Linked DNA regions of Homo sapiens: region 2 is linked to region 1. Evidence: read pairs that join two places in POLR2A ChIA-PET (ENCODE). Cell type or tissue: PC-3. All regions are shown on one strand.

What was found. Peaks named below come from ENCODE experiments on the same cell type or tissue, not always from the same donor. Only the 100,000 strongest peaks of a DNase experiment are listed, where the experiment ranks them.
Region 2: POLR2A ChIA-PET joins it to region 1 with 16 read pairs; 1 of 35 experiments calls an interaction of 5 or more read pairs at or near these places.

The regions. Positions count from the first base shown.
Region 1 is chr7:131,765,612-131,773,611 of GRCh38, forward strand. No RefSeq gene overlaps it. Among named protein-coding and RNA genes, the nearest start is that of PODXL, 210 kb to the left of the region's middle. In PC-3, no CTCF peak of the experiment used is centred here; a DNase peak (open chromatin) is centred at 3,800; H3K27ac peaks cover 1,215 bases.
Region 2 is chr7:132,471,294-132,479,293 of GRCh38, forward strand. All of the region lies in intron 3 of PLXNA4 (plexin A4), which reads right to left. Among named protein-coding and RNA genes, the nearest start is that of PLXNA4, 100 kb to the right of the region's middle. In PC-3, no CTCF peak of the experiment used is centred here; a DNase peak (open chromatin) is centred at 1,378; H3K27ac peaks cover 1,126 bases.

The DNA.
Region 1 (8,000 bases):
TAGCCAATGATGGCTGAGTGTAAGAGTCTCTGTGTTTCATTCCTTCCTCCATCGGGACCAAGATGGTGTCTGGTTTCACTGTTGCTCAGTGATTGGTCTGGAGTCCTTTCTCATGGGTAGGTCTGTGACTTCCAATTCTTTGGTATCTCTCTTTTCAGGGTAGGCTCTTGGTTAAGGGCTTGCTGATATGGGAGAATGTAGCTCTCAGCAAATCTACATGAACAGCTGGGAGGAAACCGCTGCTTGGCAGGAGGGGCCATGGTTTTGTTCTTCTCTTTTGAGAAGAGCAGCCCTGCCATCCTTCTGTTTGGTAAAATGGGGAGGAAGAATTCCTGGCATGAAGACACATCAGTCAGCAGACCCCTGACTTCCAAGAAGTAGCAGACACTCCAGCTTCTGAGTGGATTGGAGAGATCCCTGGAGATGAATTGGAGATGCACTCGTCTCTGCCGGCCTCCCTGGGCAGGAGGTGTCTGATTCCCTGGTTAGTCTCCACCTTGAATTTCTACAGTTCTTCACTTTGGTCTCTAGGGGAAAGAAGCCAGACAGCTGGACTTTCCTGAGCTGGAATGGCTGTTGCTGAGGCTTTGGCATCTTCATTCACAACTTTTCAAGGGCTTGCCCTTTTGACCACTCAGCTTCCCATTCCTCTCTCAGCCCCAAGAACAGCAGGTGTACAAAGCTGCACGGTTGTCATTCCCGGGGAGATTCTTTTCTATTAGCTGGTGCTGAAGGAACTTGGAAATGGATGAGTTTTCCCCCAAACTCCAGGTCCAGCTTGGATTTCTTCTAGCTTAGAGATTCAAATACGTGAGGGCTTATAACTGGGAACTTTGTGTCTGTGGAGGACAACTGTGAGAATGTGGAGGCTGTCCAGGGAACAAGTCAGCGTGAACCCAGGACAGAGGGAACAAGCTTCTAACACTGACAACAAATGAGATGAGTCCTTCTGCCTAGCCAACTTTAAGGCAGCCACAGCAGCACCTTGCAAGCCTCTACTAAGGCTGGATCTGAGGCCCTGCCCAGTGCATGCTTCAGAACTAAAGCACGGAGATAAGACAGCACTAGAACTGGATTCCCACCTAGGGTTTTCACTGAATAAGAGCAAGAAGGGATCTCAATGATTATCTGTTTTCAACAGCCTTATTTTACAGAAAAGAAAACAGAGTCCCGGGGAAATAAGAAAAACATTAGCAAATACCTTTGTATTGCTTACTTTGTGCCCATTTCTGTTCTAAGCATTTCCTCATTTCATCCTCACAAAAGCCTACAAGGTAGATATTGTTATTATCTCTGTTTTACAGATGAAGAAACTGAGACAACAGGGTCTAGTAACTGGCATAAGATGGAAATGAAATAGTGTCCAACCTCTCAAGCCCTTTGCTAAGTCGCCCTGGCAGTTGATCGGAGTCTAGATCCGCAATCCATAGTCCAAGCTTTCTGAGCTATCCTATCCTTCTAGATTTGCACTATCCAATGTGAAAGCCACTAGTCACCTGCAGCTATTGAGCGCTTGAAACGTGGCTTGTCCAAATGGTGATGTGTTTCAAGGACCTAGATAAAAAAAATAAGAATGTAAAGTATATCGTTAATATTTTTCATATTGATGACATGTTGAAGTGGCAATCTAATGGCTCTATTGGTTTCAATAAAATGTATTATTATAATTAATGTCACCTGTTTCTTTTTACTCATTTTTATGTAAGTACCTCATGTTTTAAGATCATATGTGGCTTGCATCTGTGGCTCCCATGAAATTTAACACTGCGTATGTGTGTTAGTCCGTTCTTGCATTGCTATAAAGAAATACCTGAGACTGGGTAACTTATAAAGAAAAGAGGTTTAATTGCCTCATTGTTCTGCAGGCTGTACAGGAAATATAGCAGCATCTGCTTCTGGGGAGGCCTCAGAAAGCTTACAATCATGGCGGAAGGTGAAGAGTGAGCAGGCACGTCACATGGAGAAAACAGGAGCAAGAGAGGAGGGGAGGTGCCACATACTTTTCAACAACCAGATCTTATGAGAACTCACTATCACAAAAACAGCACCAAGGGAGTAGTACGAAACCATTCATGAGAAATCCGCCCCCATGATTCAATCCCCTCCCGCCAGGCCCCACCTCCAACACTGAGGATTACATTTCAACATGAGATTTGGGTGGGGCTAATTTCCAAACTATATCCATATGTGACTTGTGTTTGTGGACAGCACTGGCTGGCAAGCAAACCCTGAGAATCACAGCACCGCAGAGGCTGCGTCCCTGCTCCAGCCCCAGTAACTGCAGTGCTCCACAGAGAGGGCACCTCACCCACCCTTGGCCTTCTCTGCATCTATAACTCATACTGCTGTTCTGAGGCTGTGCTAGAAGCCTCCTCTGACACCACTGGGATGGCATCATCAGGAGAAGGATACACCATCAAACTCTTTGGAGGTTAGTGAGGCTTAATGGAAAGGGCGTGACTTCCACAGATCCACGTTCGGATCCTGGCTTTAGTATGTGCTATTTACACTCTGAGCATCACTTTTCTTATCTGGAGAATGGGGACAATAATACATCTCAGAATTTTTCTTTTCCATCCTGCATTTTCAGAGGATGGCTTTCTCTACTGCTTGCAATAGCACATTCTAACGGTTAAAATCAAAATTACAGAAAACATTGGGGAAAATAGTCCCTGATGCTTTTTCGCTTTCTGATTTCTTTGGTAACTTTGAACATGTGTGAGCCTCAGTTTTCCACTCTGAAGAATGGGAGCCCCCAGGAGACAGACCCTGCACTTACTGCCCAGCGATGGTTGAAATTCAGATGCCAACTAGTAGTGGTCAGTGCAAGTGGGAGAAGAGTGCCCTGGAGTAGCTTCCAGGTTATTGTTTTTTCTTTCCATCTCCTGTTTATGAAGCTCAGCTGGCATTGCCACTAGCTTGGGCCTGGGTCAGATGCAAGGTGTGAATCTGGGACCAGGAAGGCCCAAACTATCCTGGCAATCAGAGTGGCTGAGGTGGGGCCATATCCCATGTATTTGTCTGGGGAGAAAGGAATAATCTCTGCATTTACCCTGGGCTGTCATTCAGAACATGTGTGCGAGGTAGGCACCCAGGCTAGCCCCAGCTTTCTTATACATCTCTAGGCTATGCCTGACTGTAGGACCCCTGTGGAGTGTGGAAGTGAAGTTCTATTGGTAAAACATGGTAGAAGTGCACATCTATTCAAATCAGCAAAAATGCACTCAAATCCCAAGTCTAAACTTGTTTGTTATGTGACTATGGACAAGTCATCTAATCTCTTTAAGCCTGTCTCTTAATTTTGCAAGGAAATATCTAGCTCATATAGTAGTTGTAAGATAAATGACATAATATAAAGTGCACATTAAAAATGTGCATTGTGGAAAAGACAAATGAAAACAAAAAATACATGCATTGTGGGCAGTCATTAACTGGCAAGTATTAACATGGAGCCATGTCTCTTATTTCCAGTGCAACAATGATAGGAACATTTTCTCCACTTGGTTGTAAAGAGTGCTGTGTTTGTCCATAAGGATGCAGCAGCATTTGCCTACCGAAGGAAAAGTGAAATGACAAATGCTTGCTAACCTCTTCGCTTCCCCAGTTTATACTCTTCCCTTAACACTACCTGTTTGATGGTCTCAATCACAAACAAGCTTGAGAAACAGAATCATTTCCTTTTCAGGAGTCTACAGGTAAAAATCAGCAGGTATAAGGACAATTTGGGACTAATTTCAGCCCCTACCTGATTTTGAGCAAATAAATGACTCACGACATGCCCTTGGCCAAACCATGGAGCCTCTTGGGGCTTCAGCTTCCTCTTTAATAAAATGGGATGAGTAATCCTTGCCTCGCCTTCATTTTACAAGCATGTAACAAGGATGAATCAAGTAATGGCTGTAGAATCCTTTGAGGTCCTTGGAGAAATACTTGCTATATAAATGCAAAGTATGATGTCCATTTCTATTACATTGTGTTTTGCAAATAAATATATAAGCCTATGGCACATCCATGTCAGTGCCTGTCTGGCCAGCCATTTGCCATGTACATCTTTTAATCATCTCCATACATTTATTCATTGAAAGCATATTCCAAATCTGTAATGCATGGGTTATTATTATTATTTTTTCTTTTTGGAAGCCCAGGGCACATGTCTGTTCTGCCTCATTTCAGCTGCTGGGAATTCTGACAGATCCATTGTTGGTGATATGTGCACGGGGGGAGGTTTTCAATATCATCAGAGACCTAGATCCAGACCAAAGAAGGTTTCATGTTCATCGTCCTTCCCATTCCCTTTTCCTGACCCTCTTAATTGAGCTGTTCAGAAAAGAGGCCCTGTCATTCTTTTGAAAAATAGCCTGCTTGTCCCTTCCTAAAAACTTTAACCAGGTTGCTCCCTGATTCAGAAGATAAAAGAACAGATTGTGGAATGTACTTTGAATCATGTAACACTTTAGAGGCTATTAGTTGTTGTCGATTATCTCCGGGAATAACCAGCATCCTTTCCCCTGTCTTTTACTATCATATGTCTTTTGTCTAATCCAGATCTCTTTTCTTAACTCTGGATCCTGTTGTACAACTACCCCCTGTGTGTCCTACAGGCACCTTAGACTCTAAATATCTAAAATCAGACTTTCCATCTTCCCTTCGCATCAGCTCTACTCTCTACATTCTGTCAAGACCCCAGTAATCAAGGCTAAAGATAGGTGAGGTGGTGATTTCCTAGTCGTGGTTCTGAAGCTTCAGGGTTTATACTTAGGTGAATCGCAACTCTGAAGGCTGAGTTTTCTTCCTTTTTAATAAAAATACATAGAAATTTGGCCCATGGGGTAAAAGTGAGTAGTATTGGGAAAACACTTTCATGTTTAAGAAGTCTCCTGTGTCTTGTACTCAAAGGTAGACAGCTGGAGTCCTCTGGGCTTCTGCCTCTTGAGATCACCTGTATTCATTGCATATTGATCCTTCTCCAAAAAGCTTCATGAGACCTGATTCATGTTCACAAAATCTTCAGGACCTGAAATTTGGAACTTCTGAATCTTTTGGCTTTATAGAAACCAAAGAGGAACTTCTAGTTCAGTGTTCTCTTGAAAGGCTTAGACCTCAAGCGTTCTGTTACCCAACTGTCTGATTGTTTTGACTAAATGTTGGCATACCTAGGGTAAACCTCTGGCCATTCAAAATTCAAAGTCTCTCTTATTGAGGTCTCTTCCCTGCTGTCCTTTTTAAAAATGCAAGTGGCTGGGCATGGTGGTTCACGCCTGTAATTGCAGCACTTTGGGAGGCCGAGGCGGGTGGATCACTTGAGGACAGGGATTCAAGACCCGCCTGACCAACATGGCAAAACCCTGTCTCTACTAAAAATACAAAAATTAGCTGGGTAGGGTGGCATGCGCCTGTAATCTCAGCTTCTCAGGAGGCTGAGGCAGGAGAATTGCTTGAACCTGGGAGGTGGAGGTTGCAGTGAGCCAAGATCACGCCATTGCACTCCAGCCTGGGCAACAAGAGTGAAACTCTGTCCCTCCAAAAAAAAAAAAAAAAAAAAAAAAAAAAAAAAAAAAAAGTAGATTCTTTCCTAAGCTTTCCTGCCTTCTCACTCAAGGCAGTGTCCCCAAGTGAGCTCATCCTCTCCCATATCTTTTACTGTCATATCTCTTTTTAAACCCAAACCTCTTTCCTTGCCTCTGGATCCACACATCTAATTGCCTGTTGTACATCTTCCCCTGTGTGTCCTACAGGCACCTTAGACACTAAACGTCCAAAGTCAGATTCGCCATCTTTCCTTTCCATTAGCTCTACTTCCTATATTCTTTGCCTTGGCTTTTGTCAACTAGTACACAAAGTAAGCCAGACACTAATGATATTGAGCACATTTTCATCTCTGCATGTTACCCACATGAACCTTTGTGTGTGTGTGTGAAGTGCATGCTCAATTGCATGTTCTTTTGCCCACCTTTTTCCTAATTATTTTTAGGAATTCTTGATATAAATCCTTACTTCAAGCTGGGCATGCCTGTAATCCCAGCACTTTGGGAGGCCGAGGTGGGTGGGTCACCTGAGGTCAGGAGTTTGAAACCAGCCTGGCCAACATGGCAAAACCCTGTCTCTACTAAAAATACAAGATTTAGCCAGGCGTGGTGGCATGTGCCTGTAGTCTCAGCTACTCGGGAGGCTGAGGCAGGAGAATCACTTGAACCCTGGAGGCAGAGGTTGTAGTGAGCCAAGACCGTGCCACTGCACTCCAGCCTGGGCAACAAGAGCGAAACTCTTTCTCAAAAACAAAGAAACAAAAATCCTTAGTTCGATATATGTTTTATAAAATAAGTTCTTCCAGTCTGTGGTTTACCTTTTCTCTTAATAATGTCTTTGAGTAGGCCGGGCATGGTGGCTCACGCCTATAATCCCAGCACTTTGGGAGGCTAAGGTGGGTGGATTACCTGAGGTCAGGAGTTTGAGACCAGCCTGGCCAATATGGTGAAACCCCATCTCTACTAAAAATACAAAAATTAGCCAGGCCTGGTGGCAGGCACCTGTAATCCCAGCTACTCGGGAGGCTGAGGCAGGAGAATTGCATGAACCCGGGAGACGGGGGTTGCAGTGAGCTGAGATGGCGCCATTGCACTCCAGCCTGGTCAACAAGAGTGAAACTCTGTCTCAAAAACAAACAAACAAACAAAAGTCTTTGAGTAAACATGAGCTTTTACGTCCAATTATCAATTGTTTATTTTATGGTTAGTGCTTTTTATGTCCTGTCAAAAAATATTTGGCTACCATATGTTACTATTCTCATTTTGGAAATTTAAAAGACAGTATTTATTTGTTTATTTATTATTTAGTTTTTATAGAGACAGGGTCTCACTATGTTGCCCAGGCTGGTCTTGAACTCCTGGGTTCAGGTGATCCTTCCGCATTCTATTGAATGATACATCACATTTTATTTGGTCATTTCCTGTGGATATTTAGGTTGTTTTCAAATTCCAAAGCTTTGTCAATAAGCAATGGTGCAAAACATCCTTGGATGTGTCTTTTTGTGATACATATTTCTTTAGGGTACATATCAAGGATAATATTGTTGAGTCAGAGATTATGTACATTTGAAAATTTGAATAGACACTGCTATATTGCTCCCAAAGTAATTGTGCTGATTTATGTTCTCAGAGCCTTTAAGTTTTAATTCAAATTTCTAAGACTTGAGATTTTGATAAACCTAGCATGACTGTTGAACAGATTTTTTTCTCCAGGCTACCATATAGACTACTGTGCAGCCCAGGGATTGGCTGTCATTGGATCAGGTGCCCACCGGGATCTAATTATCAGTGGCAGGAGAGGGGGAGTCAGGTGGTATGAAACTCATTGACTAAGGCTGCCACAAGCAGGTCTGAGCCAATTTTCCTTAGAAGTGGCTCAACAAGGCCAGGAGTTCGAGATCAGTCTGGGCAACATGGAGAGACCCTATATCTACTAAAAATAAAAACAAAAATTAGCTGAGTATGGTGGTGCATGCCTATAGTCCTAGCTACTGGGGAGACTGAGGTGGAAGGATCACTTGAGCCCAGGAGCTGGAGGTTATAGTGAGCTATGATTACATGACTGCACTCCAGCCTGAGTGACAGAGTAAGATCCTGTCTCAAGAAAAAAAAAGTGACTCACCAAGTCTCCTATAATTCCAAAGTACTTTTGCATCTACAGTTTCAATATCATATATTTGCTGGAAAGTTAAAATGAGATCATAATATGACAATATTTTAGAAAACAAAATACATGATGGCCTTATTATTATTATTTAAAAATATTTTAAAAACTACTCTGCTAGGTATGTGGGAAAATACCTGTATCAGCATGTCACAGATAAGAGCTAATGGTTATTGAGTGCTTCCTTTATGACGGGCAGTAACCTAAGTGCTTTGCATGTACTGACTTATTTATCTTCATGATAATCCTATCAGGTAACATTACTTTATCTCCATTTCACAGATGAGGTGACCAGACAACAGAGAGGTTAA
Region 2 (8,000 bases), 710 kb after region 1:
TCCAGCCTCAGGTATTTCTTTATAGCAATGCAAGAACGGTGTAATACAAATAGACCGTTGTGTGTGTTGTGTGAAGTTGGTAAATTTGTGGTCATTTGTGACAACAGCATTAGGAATGGAATACACTGCCCGTTCCTGGTGAGGTGCCCCTCTTCCTTCATCCCTTCATGGCCCAACTTCTCTGAAAGTGCTGCTGGCTGAGTCCTCCCATGGGGGCACCTCACCTGTTACTCCCAGCGATCACCTTGGCCCTGCTCCTCATCAGTCTCCTTGCCAGGACAGCAGCAGCAGCCTGTTCTCTCCTCTCTCCAGTTTCAAATGGCCCTGGTTCCTTAAAGGGCCTTCTAGATCTTGTTTCTAATCCCTGGGACCGTTTGAGTTCCAAACATCACTTGTCAGAAGGATAGACCACAGATGCCTTGGAGTGGGAGGAGGAGGAGGGGCGCTCTTTCAAACTCTGGTTCCCCCTTCACCCACTTCCCCACATATGGACTTGTAAAACACCAGCCACCTCGCTTTCCATACCAAACAACAGTACACGCAAGAACAAACAAGCAGGGCCACGGCCTTTCTTACTGGAACCAGGTATGCTTTCTGGCTTGTTTGTTTTCTCAGAATTTAAAAATACATCGAGTGTGCTTTATTGAACTGCCCAAAAAGGGACACACCTGCAGCACCTCATAAACTTGTTTGATCAAACAAACAAAAGCCAAAACACTTTTCTGATGGAGTATTTCTCGGAACTTGTACTCTGCAGAAAACACTCTGTAAAGTTTGCTTGTAACCACGCTCCATTATCGTCTACAAGCCTCAGAAGTCTGAGGAATCTGAGCCCACCCTGACCTTTCTTTCCGATTCAATCTGCATACTTGCTTTTTGATCATGAAAATAAAAAAATTTTGCCCTGATACTTTTTTCCCCATATCTTCATTTATTTTTCTTGGGGCCTAGCAAGGTCTTTTGGCAAGAAAATCCAGATCTTTTCTCGCTCAGAAATATTTTCCTTATTGGATTTGGCTTGTTTCTTAACTTGCTCTGGTCAGTTGCACAAGAGCATCAATTATCTATATTTTGCTGGATTCTTCATATCTACCATGGCTTCCCTTATGATTATCATATTTTTAATTCCCTCCTTGGGCACAAATGCAAATCTTTAGAACAAGGAAACTGGGAGCTGAAAAGAGAGAGGTAAGAATTTCAGAGGAAGAAGGAAGCCTCTCTCAACAGACAGCAGCAGGGGCAATGGCAGGAGCCAGGGCAGTGCACGGGACACACCCCCAGCCGACCGCCTCCCAAGCCTGCTGGGGCTATGGAACCCAATTCCAGGCTGTCAGCAGAGACAAATTTAGCACCGATGATCTCATCTTGCAGAACAGCCCCAGGGCTCAGGGAAACATCACTGGAAAAGCTGGGAAGTGGACGTCACTGCTAGTCCCATAATGTAGGTGAAAGGCACAGGGCCCCTCTCTCAGCTCACTAAAAGGGAGCACCAAGACCACAAGGAGCAGGTACAGGTGATGGTGAGGGCGTGGCCAGCGGGGAACAGGCTGGGGGGTCTGGGGCATTACTAGCCTGCTCTCCTCAGAGTCCCCACAACCCCAAGCACAGTGAGCTGAAGTTCCAGGACAGGTCCACAGATACGGACACACTTCGTTTGAGATGAGTGACAAACAGTACTAAACATTATCATTGTGGAGTTACAGCTTCTCCTGTCAGGCCCACATCAGGATGTTACGTGGCAGAGTATTTACAAATGCAGCAGCAGGCAGAAGGTAGAGAGAGTGGGGGCACATTCCCTCTTATTTACTGAAAATAAGACCAAATCCCTGCAAAGGGGGGCAAGGATCCCTTGTCTCTTGCAGTGAGTCAGTGGCAGAAAAAGATGAGAACTTGTCACCAGGTGCAAACCCCAAATCTTGCCACTGGCTCAAGCTACCTCTGCATGGCTCTGAAGTTGGTTTTTCTGGCTTCCTTAGCCGGACACTTTTGCTGGTCAGTTTCCCTGCAGTTTCTTAGTGTGTCTGGTGGTCAGATTCTCCCTCCTGTTCCTGGAGCAAAGAGGCCTCAGCGGCTCCCCCAGTGTTTCCCAAAAGCAGTCCCAGGAGGGCAGTGGCGGCAGGTCCTTTGCTGGGATGGGGACCCCTGTCTCCTGCTTCTGTAGCTAATGGACAGCATCCCATGAACCTTTGTGAAGAAGGAAGGTATGAAAATAACTAAGAAAAGCAGACTTGACACCTCTCACAAAGAAATAAATACATTTCTAAATGTCAAATAAACATAGGTACTTACAGAAGGCAAGACCCTCCAAAAAGAGTGGTTCGTATCACACTGCTAATGGGGATGGATAGTGATGGCAAATAAATATTGTCACGTTAAAAAGGCCAGGTTTATATTCAAGCACACCAGGGCCACTCCTGTGTCAGTTTCAGTCATATTAGAGAAGATCAGCTCCCTGAGAACAAGGGCTAGGAAGCTAATAAATTCCATACTGGGAAGTGCCATGGGAACGTAATGAGGGGTTATCAGAGAAATTAGAATGTGCAAGACTCCGTCTCAAACAAGAAAAAAAAAAAGAAATTAAAATGTACTGAGAATTTGGGGTGGCCACCAAAATAAAACCTCTCCCACCCAAGACAGCATGAACATTATTGTGGTTAAAGGAAAGAAAGTTCAACAAGCAACTTAGAACAGAACTGACAGCATCTCTTCAAGTGAAGACTTCAGAGAAAGCTGCAAACAGAAATGACAAAAAACAAAACAAAACAAAACAAAACAAAAAAAAACAGGGCAATAAACACCTAGAAGGCGGCATTAGGGCTGTGCAGCAGAGCCCAAATGCAAAGGCAGCATTAGCAGTGGAAGCAAAGAATCCTTACGGGGTCAGACCCACAGGGCTGAGCCAAGATCAGATCTCTCTGTCTCACACACACACACACACACACACACACACACACACACACACACATGCACACACCAGCTGCAGCACTAGGGCGTTTGGGAAAGACACAAAATTAGTTTAGATTGTAAAACATTTATCCTGTAGAGGCAACGTGAGATTTTTTTCTGTAGTTCTTTTAATTAAAAGTGAGCTCATAAATCAAAGCCCCTGTTTCCAGCCTGCAGGAGGTAGTAGGAGTGAACCTAAGCCTTGCAGAGCTGAGCCTGCCCCGCCCATCCTGCTTTCCATCACCCAGGTTATTCACCCCAATTACAACACCGCACATGTTACAGGGACTCAGTGAGTAGCCAAGGGTGGCTCTGATGAATTACATCTCACTTTCTTCACTGGGGTCTCCGAAGTTCTCCCAAAGAGATATTGAGCACATGTACACACACACACACACGCGCGCGCACGCACACACACACAATTAAATCCTATCAGAACTGGTTAGTGCATCTATTTGGAGCATCTGCTGTTTCCCCTGCAGAGCCCCACCTCTGGAGACCTTCCCCTCCTCTGCATTTCTACCTTGCCTGGGCTCACATGGCTGTTTGCATTTGTGAGTCTGAAGACTCTTCTTAGAAGTTTTTTAAACACAGAAAGTCTTATGGATCCTTGCCATCTTCTTAATTTGTTTTAATTTTTTCCTCCTGGGTGAATTAAAGAATGTTCTACAGACATGAAGTCTCACTACCCTCAGCTCATTCATAAGAGAGATGGAGGGAGGGTGCATACATTAATATGCTCATTACTCCAAAGGTGACATACGTGTGGATAAAGAATTTGTCCCAAACCAGAAGTGCAGCCAGAAACAAAGTTAAGATTTCCTGGATGTCGGTTCCAAGATTTTAAGCCACACCCAGGCCTGGCTCTTAACAATTTAGAGGGATGGCTGGCCCCAGACACAGACCAGGGCAGACACCTGGGCATGAAGATTGCAGGAGTCCTAGGAGCAGTAGTGGGAGGCAGCAGGGTGGCCCACAGTAGCTCCCGTTGCCCCTCCCAGCCCTCCTTGGGATTGACAGAATGGTTGCCGTGACCAGCGGAGGAAGCACATTGATTTCCCATTTTCAAGCTGCCCCCCAGCTCCAAGCATCTTAGAGCTCTTTATGTGCCCATACTCACATGTGTTCACAGTTTTAGTGGGAAATGAGGACAAAGAAACGGAACCCCCTCTAAGAGAGAAAATGTTAGAGATAGAGATGAACTTCATTTCAGCTTCCTGCCCGGTATCTACCCTTGATGCCAGGAACCGCTCTGTCACTGCATCCCCCAATCCCACTGCTTCCTTCTGCCCCTGCCCCCGCACAGAACAAGAATCCAGACAAAAGCACAGGTCAAGGGAGAAATAAAGGTCCCCCTTCCCCTGACCCAACTCCCTCAGAAACAATCAGATTCAAGGCAGAGAGATTAAATTATCACTAAGCTAATTATGGGACTCACACTTAGGCTGGCTGCCGGGAAGCGAGGTCAGCAAGCAAGAGACATTAACATGCAAATTGAAGGCAGATGCAAGGAGCACTTAAAAAAAAGCAACCGGGAGACTGATTCCCCCCACACCCAGAGGAGAAAGAAGCCACTCTGGTGGTTGAGGCACTGTCCATCTGGGCAATGGTCAGGGCATTTGACAGCTAAATAGCTCTACTCTGTCATCATCCTGAAGCCAAAGTGGGCGAGTCAGAGGTAAACTGATTAGGTGGTGTGCCGCTAATCTCCCAGAGAGAACATGAGGGAGGTGGATGCAAGGCAGAGCCCAGCGGGAGCAGCCCCAGGCTTGAGTGCAGAGAAGGCTCTGCCGGTTCCTATGCTTGCATGTGTGGGTGCCTCCCTGTGCGTGGGTGAACACAGGTGTGTGTGTCAGCTGGGTGTTTGTGCATGTTTATGACTATGGATGTGTGTATGGAGAGGGGATACAGAATCAGGCATGTGTGAGTATATCTTATCCACCTGAAAATAGAAGGTGAAGAGCTTAGACAGAATCAAAGTGCCCCTCCTAGCATAATAGCCACCGGGCAACTCCTTAAGAGCTTTCTGAGATTGTTAAGGCCCCTGCAATTGCTGTCACCAGCTCAGCCATGAAAATACATATTATGGTACCCAGTTATGGATGACTGATGCTTCCCCAGGCATCATCAATATGATGCGAGTTTAAGACATGTTGGCCAAAAACTTGGCAGTCTACAAAATGACTTTGAGAGATAAAAATCAATGTTTTTCAATGCAATCTGCAGGATAGCTTCCTCCACTCAGGATTCTGACTCTGCAAGTCTCTTGCCTTTTCCAGAGAGGAGCAGGTTGGCAGGGAACCCTGATACGGAGGCATGTGAGCTTGTTTTAAGTCAGTAGACAGCTTTGGGTTCCTTGTCCTGAGAAATGGAATTTAATGGGCAATATCCTGCCTGTGTCCAGAGTGAATTTTTGGAACCCATGGTTGGCAAGGGGGGTTCAGAGGGGAAGTGGGGGAATCTCTGGAGCTTAAATTACTTAGGGAAAATTAATTTGGAAACTTTATTTAATTATAGGTAAAAGAAATGCTTCCATAAATTTGGGTAATTTAATTATCCAAGAGACATCTGCTGAACACAATCTAATCATTGTATTTAAGTAGAAAAGTGCCCTCACTCTTAACAAAACTAATTTTGGGGAGATACAAACATTCAGAGCCTGACTAATGAAAGAAAAGGAATAATTTCAGTTTCAGTTTTAGGAGGAAAAAAGTAAATCACAGGAAAATCATCTGAGAGAGGATTTAGTTTTTTAAAAATCTTCAACATTATATCTGGGGTTGATGATATAAAATCAGCCATATCCTATATTTTTTGCACATCTTCTCCAATACTAAGCAAAGAAGAGATCACAAGCTCTTTAAGTCAAGAAGTGCCTAGCGCATTTTAGATGACCAAGAAGATAGTTCTTGACTGAATGTTGATGTTCACAAAAATAAACCTTATGATAAACTGTATGGACAGAATTATCCACAAAATATTCATTGCCCTTCTCTCCCACCTCCCTGCATACATACACACCAGCCCCCTCCCCAGGCTCCAGGCAGGGTTATATTTTCCACACCATTCACTTTGGCTGGGCCAAAAAAATGGGAGTGGGCCACCACCAAGCAGTAGCTTTAACAACCACGGCACGGTTCTGCCATCTCTCTTTTCCTTTGGCCATGAGATCAACATGTCCCAGACAGGGGCTGCCCTTCCAAGTCTCCCAGATAAATAACATGGAGCAGGGCTGCAGCCAGCCCAGGGTGCACATGAACGTGAGTTGAAAATAGCCTTCGTTATTGTTGTTGTAAGCCACCTAAACTTGGGGGTCATTTGTTACTGCAACATAATGTAGTCTAAGCTAGCTGATACACACACACATGCACACAGGCACTAGAAGACCCTAAGCCCCAGTGGTCCATCTTCAAATACATTTTTTTATTCAGCATTTGTTACCTTCGGGCAGTACTGTGGGGGCACCTTCAGTTTAATTGGAAGAAGGTATAAACACACTGGGGAAATAGATCCAGCTATATTAATGAACTGTATTTTCTATGTGAAGAAAATGAACAAATTCCTTTCAGAAAAACATCTCAGCTACAATGTTGAAAGCTTCTATTGCCTATAATTTTGGGGTAATCAAAATGTGGCTAAATAAAAACCAAATTTATAAAATGGATACATTATGAGGCTATTAATTTTAGAAAATAATTCTCCATTTTAGAAAGAGATTCATTAGTTTCCTACAATGAATCCACATTTCCTACCCAAAAAGAGATAAAGAAGCCCACAGCCTGGTTGAGGCAGGGAAGCCATCAGTACTATCAGCATCCCTCCAGCCATGGCCCTTCCTAGGTCACAGAGCCTCTAGGGTCCCCAGCTGCCACACTAGCTCTACTTAAGGTCAACATTGTACAAGTTCAGGCCCACCTAGGGCATAAGCCAACACTGCCTAACTAAACCTCCCTGGATCTAAGAAAGACTCATTCTCTAAGTGAGGTTTAAGATGTATCTTTCTCTCCCAAGTCTGGTGTGTCTGGGAAAAGACCCAGAACAACTTTGATCATAAAGATGAAATAAAATAAAATATTCCAGGTATGCTAACCTGATGCATTGAAAATATGGTTATAATTACATGCAACATTTAAAAAAATATGTTTACTCATCACAAGTGATACTTGTAGTAGAGGAATCCTGTCTGAGACAGAAAATCATGGATAAGTTTTATGCTCTGTGGGGGAAGGAAGAACAAAAGGGACAGAGCTGAATTATCACTGGAGGAAATGTTGGTCTGTTGCAGAAAGACCAATGTAAAGAATGTATTGACTTATAGATTTTTAAAGGTAGACTGAAGATATCTAATCATTTTCATTATTATAAAAAACCACGATGTATATAAGGCACCCATATATGATCTTAGGTAGAATCCTGCCTAGAGGCCAAAATGGCAATTTGTATCTGAGACTCCCATGGGAATACCTGGAACACAGTAGGATTTTGTTTAAGTTTTGGATGCAATGATGAGGGCAGGTCGTCAGGTGGCTTCAACATCATTCTGGCCTCTCAGGTCCAACAATACCTGGGAACACTCAGATTTAGCCACCTCCAGCCCCAGAATACTCATATCTTGGTGGGGAGGTAAAAGTGGTTAAGCAGAAAGACAACCCATCTCTTTCCTTCCAACCTCCTTGCCACCAAAGCCTCAGAAGCCTTCTCCAGCAGGGGAGAAACTTTTTGGAAGGCAGCTCAAAAAAGTCTCATGGCCAGACATGGTAGCTCATACCTGTAATCTCAGAATTTTGGGAGGCCGAGGTGGGAGGATTGCTTGAGGTCAGGAGTTTAAGACCAGCCTGGACAACGTAGCAAGACCCCATCTCTATAAAAAATGTTAAAAATTAGTGGAGCATGGTGACACATACCTGTAGTCCCAGGTACTTCGGCGACTGAGACAGGTGGATCGCTAGAACCCAGAAGTTTGAGGCTGTCATGAGTTAGGATAGCACCACTTCACTTTGGCCTGGGTGACAGAGCAAGACCCTATCTCTTTGGGAAAAAAAAAAAAAAATTCC